Linked DNA regions of Homo sapiens: all the other regions are linked to region 4. The links are chromatin contacts, found by Hi-C in ENCODE. All regions are on one chromosome and are shown on one strand. Each heading gives the region's core, a stretch centred on a gene start or an enhancer-like site at or near the end of the contact. The rest is flanking DNA. Distances are from core to core; before and after follow the strand shown. Region 1 holds the start of XRN1 (5'-3' exoribonuclease 1). Region 2 holds the start of U2SURP (U2 snRNP associated SURP domain containing). Region 3 holds the start of RNF13 (ring finger protein 13). Region 4 holds the start of PLSCR1 (phospholipid scramblase 1).

What was found. Hi-C counts contacts between places; a loop is a spot of excess contacts on that map. Pooled maps may share reads with other maps.
Region 1: a map of IMR-90 shows a loop between it and region 4 (23-fold over the local background). The contact joins the promoter of XRN1 here to the promoter of PLSCR1 in region 4. A Hi-C loop is called at or near these places in 2 of 168 maps with a recorded cell type or tissue (IMR-90 and naive thymus-derived CD4-positive, alpha-beta T cell) and 11 of 50 pooled maps.
Region 2: a loop to region 4 is called in a pooled map, with 11 times the contacts of the local background. The contact joins the promoter of U2SURP here to the promoter of PLSCR1 in region 4. A Hi-C loop is called at or near these places in 8 of 50 pooled maps.
Region 3: a map of B cell shows a loop between it and region 4 (12-fold over the local background). The contact joins the promoter of RNF13 here to the promoter of PLSCR1 in region 4. A Hi-C loop is called at or near these places in 2 of 168 maps with a recorded cell type or tissue (B cell and naive thymus-derived CD4-positive, alpha-beta T cell) and 9 of 50 pooled maps.

The regions. Positions count from the first base shown.
Region 1 is chr3:142,446,289-142,450,575 of GRCh38, forward strand. XRN1 (5'-3' exoribonuclease 1) reads right to left here and starts at 1,749. Exons shown (of 41, transcript NM_001282857.2): 1 at 1,582-1,749. The coding sequence starts at 1,656. ATR (ATR checkpoint kinase) reads right to left here. Exons shown (of 47, transcript NM_001184.4): 47 at 2,947-3,314. The coding sequence ends at 3,141. It also overlaps the pseudogene EIF2AK1P1. RefSeq lists an enhancer at 1,467-1,746.
Region 2 is chr3:142,998,507-143,003,230 of GRCh38, forward strand. It overlaps U2SURP (U2 snRNP associated SURP domain containing), which reads left to right and starts at 3,064. Exons shown (of 28, transcript NM_001080415.2): 1 at 3,064-3,167. The coding sequence starts at 3,123. PAQR9-AS1 (PAQR9 antisense RNA 1) reads left to right here. Exons shown (of 5, transcript NR_125393.1): 5 at 2,521-2,584. It overlaps LOC100289361 (a long non-coding RNA gene), which reads right to left and starts at 2,961. Exons shown (of 1, transcript NR_034032.1): 1 at 2,339-2,961. RefSeq lists enhancers at 502-1,502, 2,502-3,501, 2,776-3,425.
Region 3 is chr3:149,809,904-149,814,478 of GRCh38, forward strand. It overlaps RNF13 (ring finger protein 13), which reads left to right and starts at 3,312. Exons shown (of 10, transcript NM_183381.3): 1 at 3,312-3,450. RefSeq lists enhancers at 2,669-3,180, 3,046-3,155 and a silencer at 2,686-2,835.
Region 4 is chr3:146,542,060-146,546,377 of GRCh38, forward strand. It overlaps PLSCR1 (phospholipid scramblase 1), which reads right to left and starts at 2,548. Exons shown (of 9, transcript NM_021105.3): 1 at 2,408-2,548. RefSeq lists an enhancer at 2,398-2,877.

The DNA.
Region 1 (4,287 bases), core at 499-2,998, 4.1 Mb before region 4:
GAAGCTGATAACCTTTGGTCTCTTTTTAATCAAACATTTTTGAAAGGTATCACAACAATGAACCAAATTTTAAAATTTATTTACAGTGAAATTTAAAAATAATTCTCCTCCCAGTTTCTATATAAAGCTTTCACAAAACCTATCCTTAGTGTCCATGTCATAAAACTGCATTAAAGAGATTTTCATTCTTCAGTAACAAAATTCCTCAGGATGGAGAGAATCTAAGATATTTTCACCAAACCAAATTCTGTGCCACAGACTACAGAATAAAAATATTACTGAACAAATTATGTATTAAATCATCACGAATAACAATCGCATTATTTTTGCACTTTAGAGATAAAGTGACTGATATATAGCAGGTACTGACTGAAGGATGCAAGAAAAGCCAAAGTTGGTTGTCTCCATTTCTGCAATGTACTGGTTTCCTTTTTAGCCCTCCCCGGGGGAAAAAAATACCTCTCTAAACCTAACTCAATCTATGTTTCAAATAAATTCAAGATAAGCTAACCTTGGAAACTTTTTGTAGTCTATTTCTCATCTACCAAATCTGATTGGAATCCAGCAACAAAAACTCCTTTCCAGAAGTAAACTACCTTCATGTTCGTAAATGCCGATTAAACCATAATTTAATAGGCTATTTACAATACTACCCATCACAACTGATTCAATCAGCTACACAAATTTCAAGCTTTTTTTCTGTAAAGCATCAGAAAAGAGATCAAATTCATTAAATGTGACAAACACCAAAGTATCACCCAAAGTCTAGTTTACCTAATAGACGACTGCTTTCTCCTCTCTTTCCACAGTTCCAATATATAAACTACGTTTTCGGAATCTACACATTAACGTTGTCCTGGGGTCAGTACATGCCAAATATTATTAGTAGTATTAATGTTCTATCAATTCGTTTCCCAACCCCCTCTGTCACACAGTGAGGCCTCCAAATAAAAGGTCCTACGCCCCACTCCCCAGCTGGCCCAAGAGTTTTTTGTTTTGGCAACAGGGGATTGGTGCTGCTTTTGAAATAACAGAAAGTAACAAAAGGCATCACCAATATGACCATCAGCCACGTCGGAAAGTCTAGGCTCCGGGGGCCGGGTGGGCCGCGCTCTAGATCAGGGAAAGTAAACAAGGTGACTGCGTGCGGAAGCGGCTGTTATCGTCTGTAAGTGGGTCTGCCGCTCTGGGTGGGATGGGGGAACCTACGAGGACACCCACTCCAGCTTCGCAGCCTCTGTAAGGAAAAAGGCAACTTGCAGCTCCCCGGGAGGAAACCGGAGAACAGTAAAAGCGTTCTTTCCCAGGACTTCATTTCGGAGTCGCGGAAGGACCAGCAGAAGCAAGAGCTGTCAGAGAAGCCGTGAACCCAGCGGCTCTGTCCACACACAGGCAACCTGCGTCCTTAGCCCCTTTCGGCTCATCCGGGCGTCCTCAAACCTTCCGTCCCCCTCCCTAATGCCACTAATCGTCCAGACGACGAGGGGAAAGAGGTGGCTCGAAAGCCCCAGCTCTAAGGTGGAGAGGGCCGCGGAGCCCCGGGTCCTCGGCTTTCTGAGCCGTTGCCCCTCGCTCACCCACCTGATGCTCTTTCACCACTTCGCTGAGACAGGGATACCGCTCTGAGATCCATCTGTAAAACTTGGGGACTCCCATTTCGATCGTCAACACTAATCCCAGTCAGGGCCAAACCGAAACCAAACGCCCCGCCGGGGCTCCGCCGCAGCCTCCGGTCGTCGCTCCGCGGATGACAACACACCGCCCGGCCGACCATAGAGAGCGCCCGGCGGGCCTAGAGCGGCAGGATCCGAGGCCGTCCGAGGGGCGGGGCTTAGCCCTCCGGGCCTCGCGCGGCCGGGGCCGCGGTACTGTCCAGTGGCGGTCAGGGAATCTGCGGAGGTTTGCTGGTGTGTTGCAACTTAGGGGCGAAAATGCCCCATGATAGAGTTGTGCTTTCTAAGTGGATTTGGAAGTGGCATGAAAACCGTACGAAGGTGTGGGAAGGGTATCGAACACTGATTTTTGTTCCGCTTGTCTCCTAGGGTTGCTAATCTCAGTATTTTTCATTCAGATTTCGAAAGATCTGGTGATTTACTTGGCTTAGTTTGTTGTTTTGTCAATAATTTTTTTTCTCTGAGGAATTTAAACTTACGTTTCTTAATACATACGTTTAAAAACGTTCTTTTCCAAATTGTTCAAAAAAATTTCCCATGTACCCGCCCCCCGCAACTGTTAACATAAGACCTTGGATACGAAATCATTTAATGTTTAGTTTTGACATTCTTGCATCCGGGTTTATCATATTTTTCCCCATCACACTTTCAACCGCACAGCAAAGGAGAGTTCTATCAACTTAAGTGAAATTATCAGTTTTAAATGTAAGAGTTTTCCACTTATTTGAATGTATTAACCCGTTACTTTGTATTTAAGTCTTCTGGATGAAAACTTACAGAAAAACCTTAAACATTTAATACTTTTTGGATTTTAAGATCTCAGGAAATGTTAAGTATCGCTGTCTTTCATGACCACTGGATTCTGCATTCTGGGACTGCAGTATGGCAGCATCACACAAATTACAGAATGTTTATTTCGTTTTCACATTCACGCTTCTTGGCTTATATTTTTTCCCTATCACACTTTAAAACAAAGTTTTATTAAGTGAACTTAATGATATGCTATTTATATTTATATATCTCTCTTACTAGACTGTCACTTCCTGGAGGGCAGGAGAGGGTAGCTCTATGCACAAGTCTGGCACAACGCCTTGCCCACAGTATTTATTCCATATAATTTTGTTCTTCAAGTGAATCCTTACAATAGCTAGGACTTTTAAAAGGAAATCAATAGAAGTTGTAAAATGAAATTAGACTTGCTTGTTTCTTGCAAATATAGTTTTTGACCATAAGAACACATGATATTCTATTTCTCCAATTATAATGCACAGTATGTATTAAGAAAGCAGTTTATTTCTTAATAACTGAATGTATATTATTTTACATATAATTAATGATCAGAGAGAAATAACAGTTGCTGAGAACGTAAATTTATGTTGTACTTTAGAATTGAACAGATACAACCACAGATTCATACCAAATGCATTACTTTTAGATTATTAACATATTCTTTTACATAATTTCATTTCACATATATGGAGTCCAACCAAGATACATCTGGCATAGTAAGTTTTCATCAGTAGCTTCCTGTATAAGGTAATGCACATGTCCTTCAATAGATAACGGCAGTCCTGTCACTCTATTTCGAGTCTTGATTACACCTTGTAGTCGCTGCTCAATGTCAAGAACATGGGTCTTGGCCTAAAAAGAAGAAACATAAAACCAAAAACAGATGTTAATAATTTGGAATTACTACCTTTCTTTATATTTTGACATTTAATAAATGTTAATACCATTTTACTGACCAATACCCCTTTTGTAAGAGCAAATACAGGAAAAGAAGAAATTAAACAAATACAGTTAGCTTGTGATACTGATTTGGAGGCTCGCAAGATTGATTCAACATCAACTGCTTGGACATGTTTCTGGACTACGTGAAATACCAGGGAATTATTTACACATTACAATTCTAGAAAAATAATTTTTTAAATCTGCTTTGGAAGTGTTTAGGACTTAAACATTTCAATGAATATTCAAATAACAATGCTGTACTGCCTAATATTTACATTATGTTAGTACATGCAAATGGGTGTTCTAAGTGAGCTACTTGGAACTGTACAATTTCTTAAGCATATCTGAATGCAAAAGGAAGAATAACGTTATTAGAAGAATAATTCTCAGAGGTGGTGCTGGGTGGGCTGGTGGGCTGCGCTGCAGCCCACGAGCACAAAGAGGAGGGCCACGGGGTGGAGACTGTTGCTGTGCCATCTGCCATCGACTTTTCCGCCAAGAGCCTGGACTCCAAATATGACTTATGTTCCAGCAGAACTCCAGGTATTAAAATAACCCCTACAACAGCCAACTTTCCCTTTTGCAGTTGCAAACCAGCTGCCGCTTATTTCTTTGGTGAAGCACTTGAGCCATGTGCGTGAACCAAACCCAGTTCATTCAAGACAGTGTTTAAGTTACTTTGCCAGACCTTTATCAAAATGGGGCTGCTGTCTTCTTTCACTTGTGACAAGTTTAGCTCATTGAGACTACATCACCACAGAGCTATTACTCACTTAATGAGGTCCACTAAAGAGAGAGTTCATCAGGATCCTTGTGAGGCTATTTCTCATATCCAGAAAATCAGATCAAGGGAAGTACCCTTTGAAGCACAAACTTCACGTTA
Region 2 (4,724 bases), core at 1,814-4,313, 3.5 Mb before region 4:
GCAGTAAATTGCATGATTCTTACTGTTTATGTGTAGTCCCTTAGCACTAATCTAATTATTCAGATTCCATAAAATTCCATTTGGATTATTTTCATGCTATTTCACTTTCCTGAATTTGTAATTTGAGTAATAGGGCCAGAATTTCATGACGTAATAGGGCCAGAATTTCACGTATCAAGAATTCTTACTCATAATTGTGATGTTCAATTTTTTTTTTTTTTTCCTGAGATAGGGTCACTCTGTTGCCCAGACTGGAGTGCAATGGCAAGATTCCCAGTGCTCTGGTGGTCCTCCCACTTCAGCCTCCTATCTGGGACTACAGATGCATGCCACCACATCTGGCTGATTTTTAAATATTTTTTTGTAGAAATAAGGTTTTGCCATGTTGCCCAGGCTGGTCTCGAACTCATGGGTTCAAGCCATCTGCCTGCCTTGATCTGCCCGCCTTGGCCTCCCAAAGTGCTAGGAGTACAAGCCTGAGCCACTGTGCCTGGCAATGATTTTGAATTTTTAAAAGCGTACTTAACCCTTAATAAAGGCCCGTATTATTTCTAGTCACATCATATTTGTCTGACTTGCTTTGGGGCTTACAATATAAAAAAGAAGAGAGGAAAGAAGTCTGCATTCTTTTGTTTTTGACTCTTCAGGAGTATTTAGTAAAAATTATTTTTAAAATAAGTAGGACTTTGGGGATTTGACTGAAAAGCTACACATATTCACTTTCTAGTGACAAAATCAGCCTGTGGCATTGTCAGAACACCACAAGGCATACCCAGTCCCACTTCTCCTCTTCATCTCAGCTGATGATTTCACTTTCTAATCCTATAAACAGTTAAGATCTAGGCTGGGCGCGGTGGCTCACGCCTGTAATCCCAGCACTTTGGGAGGCCGAGGTGGGTGGATCACGAGGTCAGGAGATGGAGACCATCCTGATTAACATGGTGAAACCCCGTCTCTACTGAAAATACAAAAAATTACCCGAGCGTGGTGGCGGGCGCCTATAGTCCCAGCTACTCGGGAGGCTGTGGCAGGAGAATGGCATGAACCCAGGAGGCGGAGCTTGCAGTGAGCCGAGATCACGCCACTGCACTCCAGCCTAGGCGACAGAGCGAGACGTCTCAAAACAAACAAAACAAAACAAAACCCTGTTAAGATCTAGTGTGCTGAGCTCTTCAAAGTGGTAAAGTATAGGTTCCTTGGAAACAGAAGGGTCTCTGATTTAGGATTGGTGGGGAGGGAGGACTGTAAGCCTTCCTGGAGGAAGGGACATCTTCACCCAGAGTAGAATTGGATTAGACTTCAATGAGAGGGCAGGGCAAGGTTGAGGGAAGAGGCCCAGAACTGAAAAAGTATGACAGAATCCAGCAGTAGAAGTAAATTGAATTGGGTTGGAGGGTGCAAGTCATTCTAATTTCATGTGTAGCACTTGTCACTTTCAGATCATTTCTTGTTTACTGTCTGTTCTTCTACCCTCATACCCTCACAGAGAATAGGAGGCCTGGCCTGCTGATTCCTTAGTGGCTGGCATATATGTCTGTTAATCTTTCTTGAGAGCCAGCCTTGTGTCAGATCCTGTTCTAAGTGCTTCCCTCGCTCCCCACCCCCGCCATTCAACAAAATTCTACTTCTTCAGAGCTGGTTCAAATGCTTTCTTCTCTATGACCACCCCCCCCCCTGCCCCGCCCCGTCTCTTTTCCTCACTCCTACTCTCAGAATTAATTACTTCTTTCAGAGGTCCCTCAGCTATTGATCCTTCCTTGCAGCATCAATTTAATTATGCATAGTGTCAGTTTGCGGTTTCCTTGTCTCCTCCATTTCTCATTAAGTTTTAAATCATATGAAGACAGTGCATGTTTGTCTGTCTCTGTAAGCCCTACAACACTTTGGGCAGGCTTTTACACACAAAACGGGGCTCAAAAATATTTTGAATAAATGATTTAGGGAGAGGTCCACAAACGCCCTCCACTCCCACCCTAGTCCTCAGAGCAATACTTTAAAATAAAAATCTGACCATTTCAACCTTGTTAAAGGCCGATCTTCATTCTGAGAACAGAATTCTAACTCCTAAGCACGATGGTGACCTCAGGGCGCTGTGTGAACCTGCACCCGCACCCCTGTCCAACCACGTCCCTCCCCACACCTGGTCTAATAAAACGACTGCTTTAGGTGACCTGCACGATCGGCTGTACTGATTCATGCCACAGGCTTTTACCTCAATTACTCCCTCTGTCTGGAATGTCCTTTCTTTCCTTGCCTGGCCTGATTCGGGCATGGCCTTCTCAAGCAAGCTTTCCGTCTTTGAATCTAGGCCCTGATTAAGAACTTTTTAAAAAAGTACTAAGTTCAGAAAAGTTTAATATGGTGTTCCCCCATTTATGTGATTAAAAATGAAAACAATACTAAAGTGTAAAATGTAATCTTTAAAATGTCACACAACTTTACATGCATGCTAGATTTAGAATACCATCTGTATTTACGATTTTCTCTTATTGACTGTCTCCACGCGCACCCACTCTGCAGACGCCCTAAAGAGTGTCTATCGGATCACCCTCAAGTTGGGTCAAACGGCTCCTCTTCTCGGCTTTTCGGGAGCAACCCTATCTCAACATTCACCATCTTAAGATGAGCAGACTGCAAGTTTGCCTCTCCCACCAGTATGGGAGCTGCCGAAGCGGCAAGAACAGCGTTTCCGTCCATCGAGCGCCAGGTCACCAGTCAGCTCCAGTCCTATTTTGAGTTGAAGTAAAAGCTCCTCCCTAGATGGCCAGTGCACGTCTTTAAAAAGCGACTCCTTTCCCACAAAGGAAATACGACTGGTTCGCATCTATCAAGGGTTGGCGTTGGGATAAGAGGGTGAAGTATCAGCTGGCCCTGATTCTCTGAATTCCCGGACCCAATAACGCGACCAAGCACCGTGACTCCCAGGAAAACTAGCGGAGTGAGCGCGGCTGAGGAAATTACTGACACCGGAAGTCACGTGAGCGGCTGCCCCTAAGGTCGCTATCTCGACAGTCGACTATTCAGCCTTGCAGGCGCCTCTGGCGGGCTTCACTGAGATCCGCTCTTTCGGTGCTCGACTCGCCCGTGCTGCTGCCGCCGCCGAAGGAGGGGCAAAGCTCAAGATGGCGGACAAAACGCCAGGCGGATCTCAGAAGGCCAGTTCAAAGGTAATTTCTGACAAAATTTCGTAAGTCAGCGGATCTACCACTGTCGTTTGGGGCCCACAGACGCTTCTGGCCTGTGAGAGGCGATTGGGATTGGGGTCTGCATTCTAGTCGCGACGGTAGGCCCGGGCGCCGCCGCACCGTTGTGCGCAGGTTGAGAGGCCTGGTATCTCCCCATAGTCCCAGCCGGGATTCAGCTCGAGACTGGCGTGCCCAGTGGGTGGAGGCGTGAGTGCTTCGGCCCGCGCTTGGCATTGGAGTGAAATCAGGAATTCAGATTGAGGTCTGAAGCAGTGAAAACGCTCTCCTGTATCTCAGCTTCCTGCGCCCTGAGGCCGCCAGACAGCGCCTGGGAGAGAGGCGGGAATCGCTTCCCGGTGCTTAAATGTCTGCTGCTTTTTTCTCGGTTTTGGATCTCACTCACTTCCGGCCTCCCTCAGTTTCCCTCCAAGGAATGAATAACCTCTAGGGTCGCCAGCTGTGAGGGGAGGACCACTAGGGCAAAGACACGGAGTGGGAAATGCAGAGGCGGGAGCAGCTCTCCTTTGCAGTGCTGCATAGCCAAGGTTAATGTACAGTCTACACGTGGTCTTTACCTTAACGGGAAGTAAAAAGCACTTTTGAGGGTAGAGGACTCGTGGTCTCTTTCTTTATGTTGAAGAAACAGTGAAAAGAGAAGCTCCGTAGACTTGTAAGCTACATACGATTAGTAAATTGCATTTGTGTTTACAGGGAACCCTGGGCACGTATTGTGAAACCAGTGAGCTGTGGTAGTAGTTAAGCATTAGTACGGTTGGGTTCTTAGTTGCCATCTTGGGCGGGACATTTAATCGTTTTTTGGTTTGGGTTTCTGGTCTCGAATATATTAAAAGTAATTGGTACTGCCACGAGGTAGTTAAACTTTCCGATGCTGATGCAAGAAGCTGTGTAACACTTTCAGGTGCTAGGGACTGTTAAATCTTAAAGAGTGTGTGACTGTAAATCGGCTATTAGAAAGTTAAATTTACGGTAGGAGAGAAGCTTGCGTTTACAGTTCTGAGAAACATCATAACTCGTTTTCTACTTGCTTTCTCTAATCCGACTGTTTATGCCATTTGGTGAACGATGTACACCAAAATAATTAATTCATAATTAGTAATGGTCTTAACAGACATCGTTTAGTTACATAGAAACTTTGGTGAGGGGCCAGTTTCGGCTTCTTTACAAGGTATTGTGTCAGTTTTTTTTCCCCCTCCTCAGTACATTTTCTCGTCTCCCTCTCTTTGGGGGCGAGCTCTACCAACTCTTCTCAACAGACTCCTGACAAGAACATACCGTTAGGGAGCTATTACTAAAGCTAGCTACGTTCATAACAAGTCGTGCATAAGCCTCACAATTTTTGTTTCTTCTCAAAGTAATATTTTAAGTATTCCCTACTTGAGGTCTTGGATACATTGAAAACATTTCAATGTCTGTGTTCAGGCTTCCTTCTAAAATAGTGCTTCTCATGACTGAATGTATGGCTGTTCTCAATAAATAAATTATTGGATTATCCAGTAATCTTTTCTGTTTATATTGCCT
Region 3 (4,575 bases), core at 2,062-4,561, 3.3 Mb after region 4:
CAAACAGAGGAAAACTGGTTCTCAGTGTGCAAAGGAAAAGTTGAATTTGCATGTTGGTCATCTCAGATATACAGAGAAGTAACTCATCCCACATAAAACAATGACTAGATCATTTTTAAGGCATTGAACATTAAGCACACCTCTTTTTGCCTGATCTTTCTCAACTCCTTGAAAATAAATTGGATAAACTTTGTTGAAAAACCCTCTGACTGATATGTATCGCCTTAGGTTCTGAACTTTTCACTTTTTATCTTACTTAATGAACCCATTCATTAATTTGGAACTTGGCAAAGAAATTAGAATCTTTTAGAATCTTTGGCTAAAAGTTCCCTGATGCTATTTGTAGAAATTCTGTTTGGTACTTTTCAAAATTGCTTATTTCATACACATATAAATTCTTTATGGATCTTATTCTTTCTTTTAATAGTAATAATTTTATTTTGTTTTCAAAATGAAAATACCTTTTTTCTGATTCTAAAATTACTTTTTTTCTGTTTCTAAATATGATAATATATAGAATTGTTTAAGGTTTCTGATTAATCTCTGTGCTTAAGGAGACAGCCTGCATTCTTTCTGGTATTTAGGGAGAACTATTTCTAAGCCATTTCAGACAATTACATAATTGGGTATCTGTCTTTTTTTGTTGTTGTTGCCTTACAATATTTTGGAAGCAGGAGATTCTACAATTACTTTTACGTGCTATCTGTTTGTACTTTTTAGGAAGGTTTAAAAAAAAAACCTGTTAGATACAACACCCTAAAAGCACATTTTGATTTTTAAAAAGATAATTAGTGGTATATTAGTATCACGTGCCTTATTAACCCTTCATGTTCTTGAAAATTGTAATTATGATATCTGTCAATCTTACTGTCTAATCTGCTTTAGAAAGATTAATACATTTTTCCAATATATTTTTTTCCAATTTACCTTTTTCAGCACAGGTTGGGAGAGTAAATGTTTTTGCAGAGTGTAGCCTAAATGCAGTACAAATGACACATTACCTTGTTCATAGTTGAGAGAACTATACCTATTGTTATCTGAAGAGCAGGTTGAAACCAGAAGTAAAATATTCTGTACTCAAGGTGCCTTTAAGGAATAAGCAAAGCTCTTTGTCTGAGCGTGGTGACTCATGCCTGTAATCCTAGCACTTTGGGAGACCGAGGCAAGAAGATCCTTTGAGGCCAGGAGTTTGAGACCTGCCTGGGCAACATAGCCAGACTGTAAGGCTAAAAAAAATAAAAAAATTAGCCAGGCCTGGTGGCACATGCCTGTAATCCTAGCTACTCCAGAGGTTGAGGTGGGAGGATTACTTGAGCCCAGGAGTTCTGGACTGCAGTGAGACATGATCTCACCACTGCACTCCAGCCTGGGCAACAGAGTGAGACCTTGTCTCTAAAATAAATAAAAATAAAACAACAAAACCCAAAGCTCCTCTCTGTGGACTTAATTTTTTTTTTTTTTTTTGGAGATGGAATCTTGCTCTGTTGCCTATGCCCGAGTGCAGTGGTGGGATCTCAGCTCACTGTAACCTCTGCCTCCCATGTTCAAGCGATTCTCCTGCCTCAGCTTCCCAAGTAGCTGGGATTACAGGTGTGCACCACAATGCCCGGCTAATTTTGTATTTTTAGTAGAGACGAGGTTTCACCATGTTGGCCAGTGTGGTCTTGAACTCCTGACCTCAAGTGATCCGCCTGACTTGGCCTCCCAAAGTGCTGGGATTACAGGCATGAGCCACCGCACCCGGCCTAAAAAAATTTATTTTGATGTTATGCAAGAAATCTGATTTAATATACCAATTTGGGATAATTTAATGAAAAAAATGCTTATAGAGATATTATAAATGTGTTTATACTAATTAGTCTTCTTAGTAATATTCCCAATGCTGACTTTTATTTATGACTTTCTTAAAGGCAGAATTGTGATTTAAGTATTGAATGTCTTTGCAACCAATGAAAAGTTAAGACTACATAGAATACTCATAGGATACACAGAAGAGGAAAGTACCTTTGATAGCTTTTATTTAATTTTTTAAAATTTGATCTTAAATTTCTTGTATTTGAATTTTATTTGAGTAGGTAATATTTGCAAGGTTCAAAATTCAAAAGGCACAAAAGGATACACAATAAGGAAAGAGTCTTTTCCCCATTGCTGTGTCCCACCTACTCAGGGCTCTCCAAGCAATCAAAGTGACAAGTTACATCCAATGGTATTCTACTAATACTCTGTGTGATAGCCTCCTCGCCACCATTTTTAAAAGATGATGTTGAAGGAGTTGAAGCCTGTAAAGGCCTTATTAAGGGTGCCTTATTATTTGAAGCAGAAGTAGTGCCTGATTCTATGTCTCCTGACATTTCTTTCAGGACTCTGTAATATTTGCCTAAGTCACACTGCTTTTGTAAGGTGGCGAGTTGGCAATGATTAATCAATGTGGATGGTACAATCCGGTAATTTAAGTTTCGACTGGTTTAAGATTGAGACAACCAGAAAGGAAGGCTTATCAGAAGGGCGGCAGGGGAGGAGATTTTTGGTTCATCAAAAGGAGGCAAGGGTTTTAAAAGGCTGACCTAGGGCCTGAATCACATGGTTTGACTTTTGCTAAGCCCCGGGGATGGCGCGTGTCAGGCCCAGAGTGCTGATGCCAGCGTGGATCCGAGCCAGGCCTCAGGGGACTGGCGTTCAGACCTCGGGCCGCTCGCATCTCTAACAATTTGAGCCCTACTTTAAGGTGTGGCCACGGTCCCCACCCACTCTGATCTCAGACTGGGCACGGTACGGAAGGCGGGCGGATGAGGCCTCGCCCTCGCCTCTTTAGTAGGTCGGGTGAGTGTAGTGTGCAGGGAAGAGACGCGTCAGCGCCAGGGCCAGGCCCGCCCGGGGGCAGCCCGGCAGCCGAATCTTGGGCTACTCTGTCCCAACAGCCGGAGCAGATCAGACCGACCGGCCCTGCCCGCTCGGTCCCGCGCCCTCCAGACCCTACGGTCTCCGTTTCTAGGGGCACATGGTTAGCGGCAGGCGCCCACAGCCAATCCACTTTGCCAGCCTGCCCCTTCCTCTGCCAAGAGCAGCTTCTTCAGCCGCGCTCCAGTTCCGCAGACGCCTGCCCCACCCTGCTCTTCCCTTCCAGGGAAGACGGATCACGCGGCCAAGAACGAGACTCGCAAACTGGGCATTTCTCCGAGCCGGGCTAGAGCAAGTAGCGAGACTCCGCGTGAGAGTGGGAAAGAGCCTTAACAGGCAACCATGTTGCCCAGTGGGTTTTCTGTGCCTTTGGGTGCGGACCAATGAGGCGCGTGGGGCGGGACTTCCGCTTCGCCTAGGTGTTGTCGTCCCTGCTAGTACTCCGGGCTGTGGGGGTCGGTGCGGATATTCAGTCATGAAATCAGGGTAGGGACTTCTCCCGCAGCGACGCGGCTGGCAAGACTGTTTGTGTTGCGGGGGCCGGACTTCAAGGTAAGACCCTGTCCGGCTTCGCGGCAGCCGGGCAGCTCGTTATCGAGCGGCCCAGAGAACATACCCCGCTTGTTGGCCCTCGAGCTCGGAGTCGGCCCTGCTGCTGAGGTCTTTGCTGCTCCTCTAGAGCTGGGTGAGAAGTCAATTAGGCTTTTTGCAAAAGGAATAAAATAGCCTTGCCCTCGGGGGACCGAGTCTCCCCTGCACTCTCATTCCGCGAGTTTGTGTGTGTCCAAAGTTGAGTTACCGGTTTTGCTTCTCTCATTCCCTTCTTGAGGCTGCAAGAGCCTGCCTGGAAAACATGTTTGGAAGGCTTTTCTTGGTCAAGTACCTGCCGCAACGTCCTCGGGCACATCGCTTGACTTTAGTTGAGGGGGCTGTTTTGTCTCTGAATAGAAGGAGGGCAGTCACTTCCTCTCTTTTACCCCCACCCCCTTTTTCTTTCCCTGGAAGCTCAGATTGCAGGTTTGGGACTTAACCCCTGCTAGGGCCAGATACTACGGTCAGTCAGCAGCTCTGCCTGTATGCTTGACTTGACTTGACTTGCACTTATTAAATAACTTTGTCCCAGAGAGAAAGAGAGAGTGGGCAGACATCGAAGCCAAACAGCAGTATCCCGGAAGCACTCATGCAACTTTGGTGGCGGCCACTCAGTTTTCTCTGCCAGTGTCTGGTAAATTCCTCTATTTTGTCCTAATCTGACAATAGTAAATAGTAAATTTCCAAAACTGTCGTTTCATCATCAGTTTCAGCACCGTGGGCAGCTGCTCGGGTCCTCTCTTGTTGCCCCAAACCTGCCCGGCTATTACTGTTCGTCAGTGATGCAGCAGAAACAGTGAAAACTGATGCATTCCTTTCAACAATGATGTGTTTGTTCTCCAAGGAGAACATCTGCAGTTTTTGATACAATATAAATAAGTAAGGTGGCTGTGCCTCCAAAGAGTTCTTCTGGAGAAACAGATCAATTCAAGATTTAAGGTAGGGCTTTCAAGAGTTTATGCTATTTAAGCACAGTTTTTTAATGGGTGGACATTAGCTCCATCTCGAAGTAACAAAACTGGACAGTGATAGCAATTAAAAAGAACTTTAAACAGGAGGTAAGAAGTGTAGTGCAGTGCTGTAGTG
Region 4 (4,318 bases), core at 1,298-3,797:
TAGATACATAAATACTTGACATTGTATTATACTTGCATACAGTATTCATTACAGTAGTACATGCTATACAGGTTTCTAGCCTAGGAGCAACACCTTATTCCACACAGTCTAGGTCTAGTAGGCTATCTGCCACCTCACTGGTCATTCCTTTTCTTGAATGAGCCAAGTTCCCTCCAGCCCAGGACTTCTACCTGTGAGGTTCCCTCTGTCTATAATGCCCTCCACCAACCCACTCACCCACACGTCTATAGACTAGTTGATTTGAGACTTCCCTCAGCTCTCAATCTGACTCTCCTCAACACCCCCAACCCCACCACCCCAGCCTAAATAGTAGGCTGGCTATAGTATCCAGGATTGTGTAAGTAAATTCTATGACGTTCTCACAACCACAAAATTGCCTCATGATGCATTTCTCAGAATGTATTCCTGTATTTAAGCAACACATGATTATGTTGGACTTCCTAGCCTCCAGAACTGTAAGAAATAAATTTCTGTCCTTTATAAATTACCAAGTCTCAGGTATTCTTTTACAGCAGCAGACAACATATGGAGACATCATTTTTTTCTAATCACTTCTTAAAAGAACATATGGAAAATTGAAGAGTGCAACTATTAAGTTCTGATTAAAAAGTGTTTTGGTTTTTTAATTTAGCACTATTCAGGGCAGTGCAATACAGTGTGTATATACACAGATACACATATATACACATAGAAATTCTTCCTATATAAATATTCACTAAATATAAAGCTTGTGTGGTTTTAAAGGAATTAATTGAAGGCATAGAGCATGCAAGGCACTATACCAGGCACTAGAGCACAATACCTAGACACTAGGGGAGACAGACAATTAAGAATTAAATATATTATTAAAAATACTCTAAGTGCTATAAATAAAATTAATGTTGCTATAAGAAAGGGTTATGGGGCACTAACTTAGATGGTGGTAGGGGGTTTAAGAAAAGTCAGACTAGGAGATGAAGGAAGTCTCAAATCAACTAGTCTATGGAGGTATGGTGGGTGGGGTGTTGGAGGGCATCATAGATAGAGGGAACTCCATAGGTAGAATTCCTGAGCTGGAGGAACGTCCCTCATTCAAGTAAAGGAAGACGAGTGAGGTTACAGAGCAAAAGAGGGAGACATTCTTAGAGATGAAGATGGAGAAGTACATAAGGGTCTGCTCACACACATCTGATGTCTCTCCACCTGTATGTACTCTAAGCTCCTTTACAGATCTAAAGGCAGTTTGATCTATAAACCAGCTATTTTACATGCCACTTTTCTATCCAATTGCATAAATCCACTCTTTCCCTTTATATGTCTTTTTCATTTCCCCGCATTTTCTCATTGTTCAAAGCCCTACTATTGTTGTAAACAGGGTGGCATTAAGACAAAGGTTTGCTCTTAGAAAAAGTTCAAGAAGGGAGCCCCCAAACTGTCTGACACGTTTAAGTGTCACTTGTAGTAACCATGTATCTCAATGTGATAAGCCAGAAAAAACAACGACTGCCTGTTCCTGGAACTGGGAAGTGGCCATGCCAAGACTTCCAGGAATAACAGTGCATGAATGAAACCACCTGGGAACCAGAGAATCAGCTTGGAGAAGCAGGAACTTTGTCAAATATTTAAAATAATAAGAGCTAACTTTCACTGAGTACTTTCTGTAGCGCCAGGCACTGCTCTAAGAATTTTACATTAATACTCTGTAGCTCATTTAATAGTTACACAATTTCAGAGATGAGGCAATGGAAAGAACATATATAAGAAGAAAGTGGCTGACAGTCCACAGACGTGAAGCAGTAGAGGCCGAATTTAAAGTCGGGGAGCCTGACTGGAGCTAATGGTCTTAGGAACCGTGCTAGATACCGCCACTATCTTTCCTAAGCTGGTATTGTAGAGGGCCTAGCATAGATGTGGGCTCCGGCGGACTTCATTGAATACTTACTGATAAATGACAGCTTGCAGGCTGTATTAACCATTCCTTCTAATAGCCCCACTACGCTGGCACATGCTCCTGAGCCCAGACTCTACCCAGGATTCAGGGCCGCTCTCTACCTGTAAAGCAGTGTAGCTAAGGGGAAGCTGAGCCCCGCAAGGCGTTTTCAGGCAGGGCACCCCTTGTCATTCGAATGGTTCTGGGGTGAGCCCGGGTGCCGCTGGGCCGCCTGGGGCCCCTTGCCGTGTACCTGCTCCACTTCCAGGGTCCCTTTCAGAGGCCTCTTGCATTTCTGGCCCCAACCTTCACCCCACATCCTCCACCCCCAGAGCAGCAAACACAACCTGCGGGCCCTCGCGCCGGTTCCCCACAAGTTGCCCTCCACACCTGACCCCGGCCCTGGCCCCAGCGCAGGCTCCGCGCAGTTCCCGCGCCCAAGTCCCCAGGAGGCGGCAGAGAAAGCCGCCCGCGCACCTCTGGCTGCCGCTGTTTCCGCTCCCGAGCGAGACAAGGTCCAGAGAGCCGGGGCCAGGCGATGGCTTCCTCTTCTGCGCCTCTAGACTGCCGGGCACAGCTGCTGCGCAACCTTCTCAGAAGTCAGCCGGAAAAGGGTCTGGGAGTAACCTTTGCGCCAACACCCGCGGCTCCTGGTTTCGTTTCCTGAATCTTACGTACACAACACGGTTTCCTTTTCCCGGTTCCCGCGCTGGCGCTCGGGGACCCACGAGACTACTGGAGGGTGAAGGAGCTGGAGGAGGGACTGCGCCCACCCCCTGGTGTGAGGCCCCTCCCCTACCCCCGACTTGCTTTCTTGCTCATTGGAGAGACTCCAGAGACGTTTGTCCGGTGGTTAAGGAGAGGAACTGGGACTCCGACACTAACTGGAACTGGAAAGTCATCAGCTGGGGAGTGGCCTCCCCCGGGAACTTTCTTTACTCTGGCTTTGACCTCCATCCCTCGGAAGCCCGTGGCTTTTCAAGGCGAGGGAGTAGAGGCAGCTTAAGACTACAAATGAGGAGGGGCCAAAATTGTTTTTCTTTATGGTGCCTTTTCTTTCTTGCTGTCTTGCTCTTTCTTTCCTTCTATTAAATTATGTGATATTACTTTTTAATTTTTAAGCAGTTATTTGAATGTTTTCGAGCTCACTTTATTTTTTTATAAATATTGTTCCTTTTTAAACTAAAATAGTTTTTATTCTGTGTATTTAAGTTATTTGTATGACATATCCATCAACTCCTATAATTACACATTTCCCCCCTTGGGGCAAGAGCAGCTATAATCTACTTATTTAGCATAAATCCTGAATACCACTATCATTAACTATAGCCCTCATGTTGTACATTAGGTCTTCCCATTTGTTCATCCTACGTGTTTGTAACTTTGTATACTTTTACCTAAATTTCCCCATTTCTCCTGACCCCACTCCAACCTGGATGACCCTGGATAAACCAGTGGTCCCCAACCTTTTTGGCACCAGGGACCAGTTTCACGGAAGAGGATTTTTCCATGGACCAGGGCCGGGTGGCAGACGGTTTCAGGATGATTCAAGCACATTACGTGTATTGCGCACTTTACTTCTATTATTATTACATTGTAATATATAATAAAATAATTATACAACTCACCATAATGTGGAATCAGTGGGAGCCCTGACCTTGTTTTCCTGCAATTAGAAGGTCCCATCTGGGAACGGTGGGAGACAGTGACACCAGAAGTGTGTTGCTTATGTCCAGTCTACTCCGTAATCTTGTTTTGGTTGCTGTCACTGCAGAAAATCCTGCTTCACAAAGATAGCATGTTGGAAATGGAAGCAGACTCTTCAGTGCTTTTGTGGCAATCTCAGGATATCCCACCTTGAGTTTAATCCAGAACATGGGATTTGAAGCTGTCTCAAACATACTTTTAAGGCCACCATCATTTGTGATCTCAAGCAATTGATCCTCTTCTAGTACGGACAAAATCGATTCACCTGACTTACTCACAAATGGGTCATGGATACATTCATTCCCAGTTCAGGGTTCTTTTGTGGTTGGGTAGTAATGCTCGAACTCTTTTGAAAGCTAAGATAGGTGATCATGCATCAGCTGAGAGAAAGAAGCTGCTGGCTCAGTCTTCTTCAAAATCTCTGCTAATGTTTGAAACATGTCAAAAATCTCAATGTTCATTCGTTGCCCCCATAATTCCAGTTTGGCTTTCAATGCAACCAATTTATCTGCTTCCTTGAACACAGTTGTCCTTCTCTCCTGAAGCGACAAGTTGAGTTCATAGATCGAGTTGAATACATCACACAAGTAAGCAAGTTTTGCAACCCTTTCTGTGTCACTGAAATGTGCCGCCAATGGTGACTGATTTTCTAAAATAAATCTCTGGAGCAGCTCTCATAAT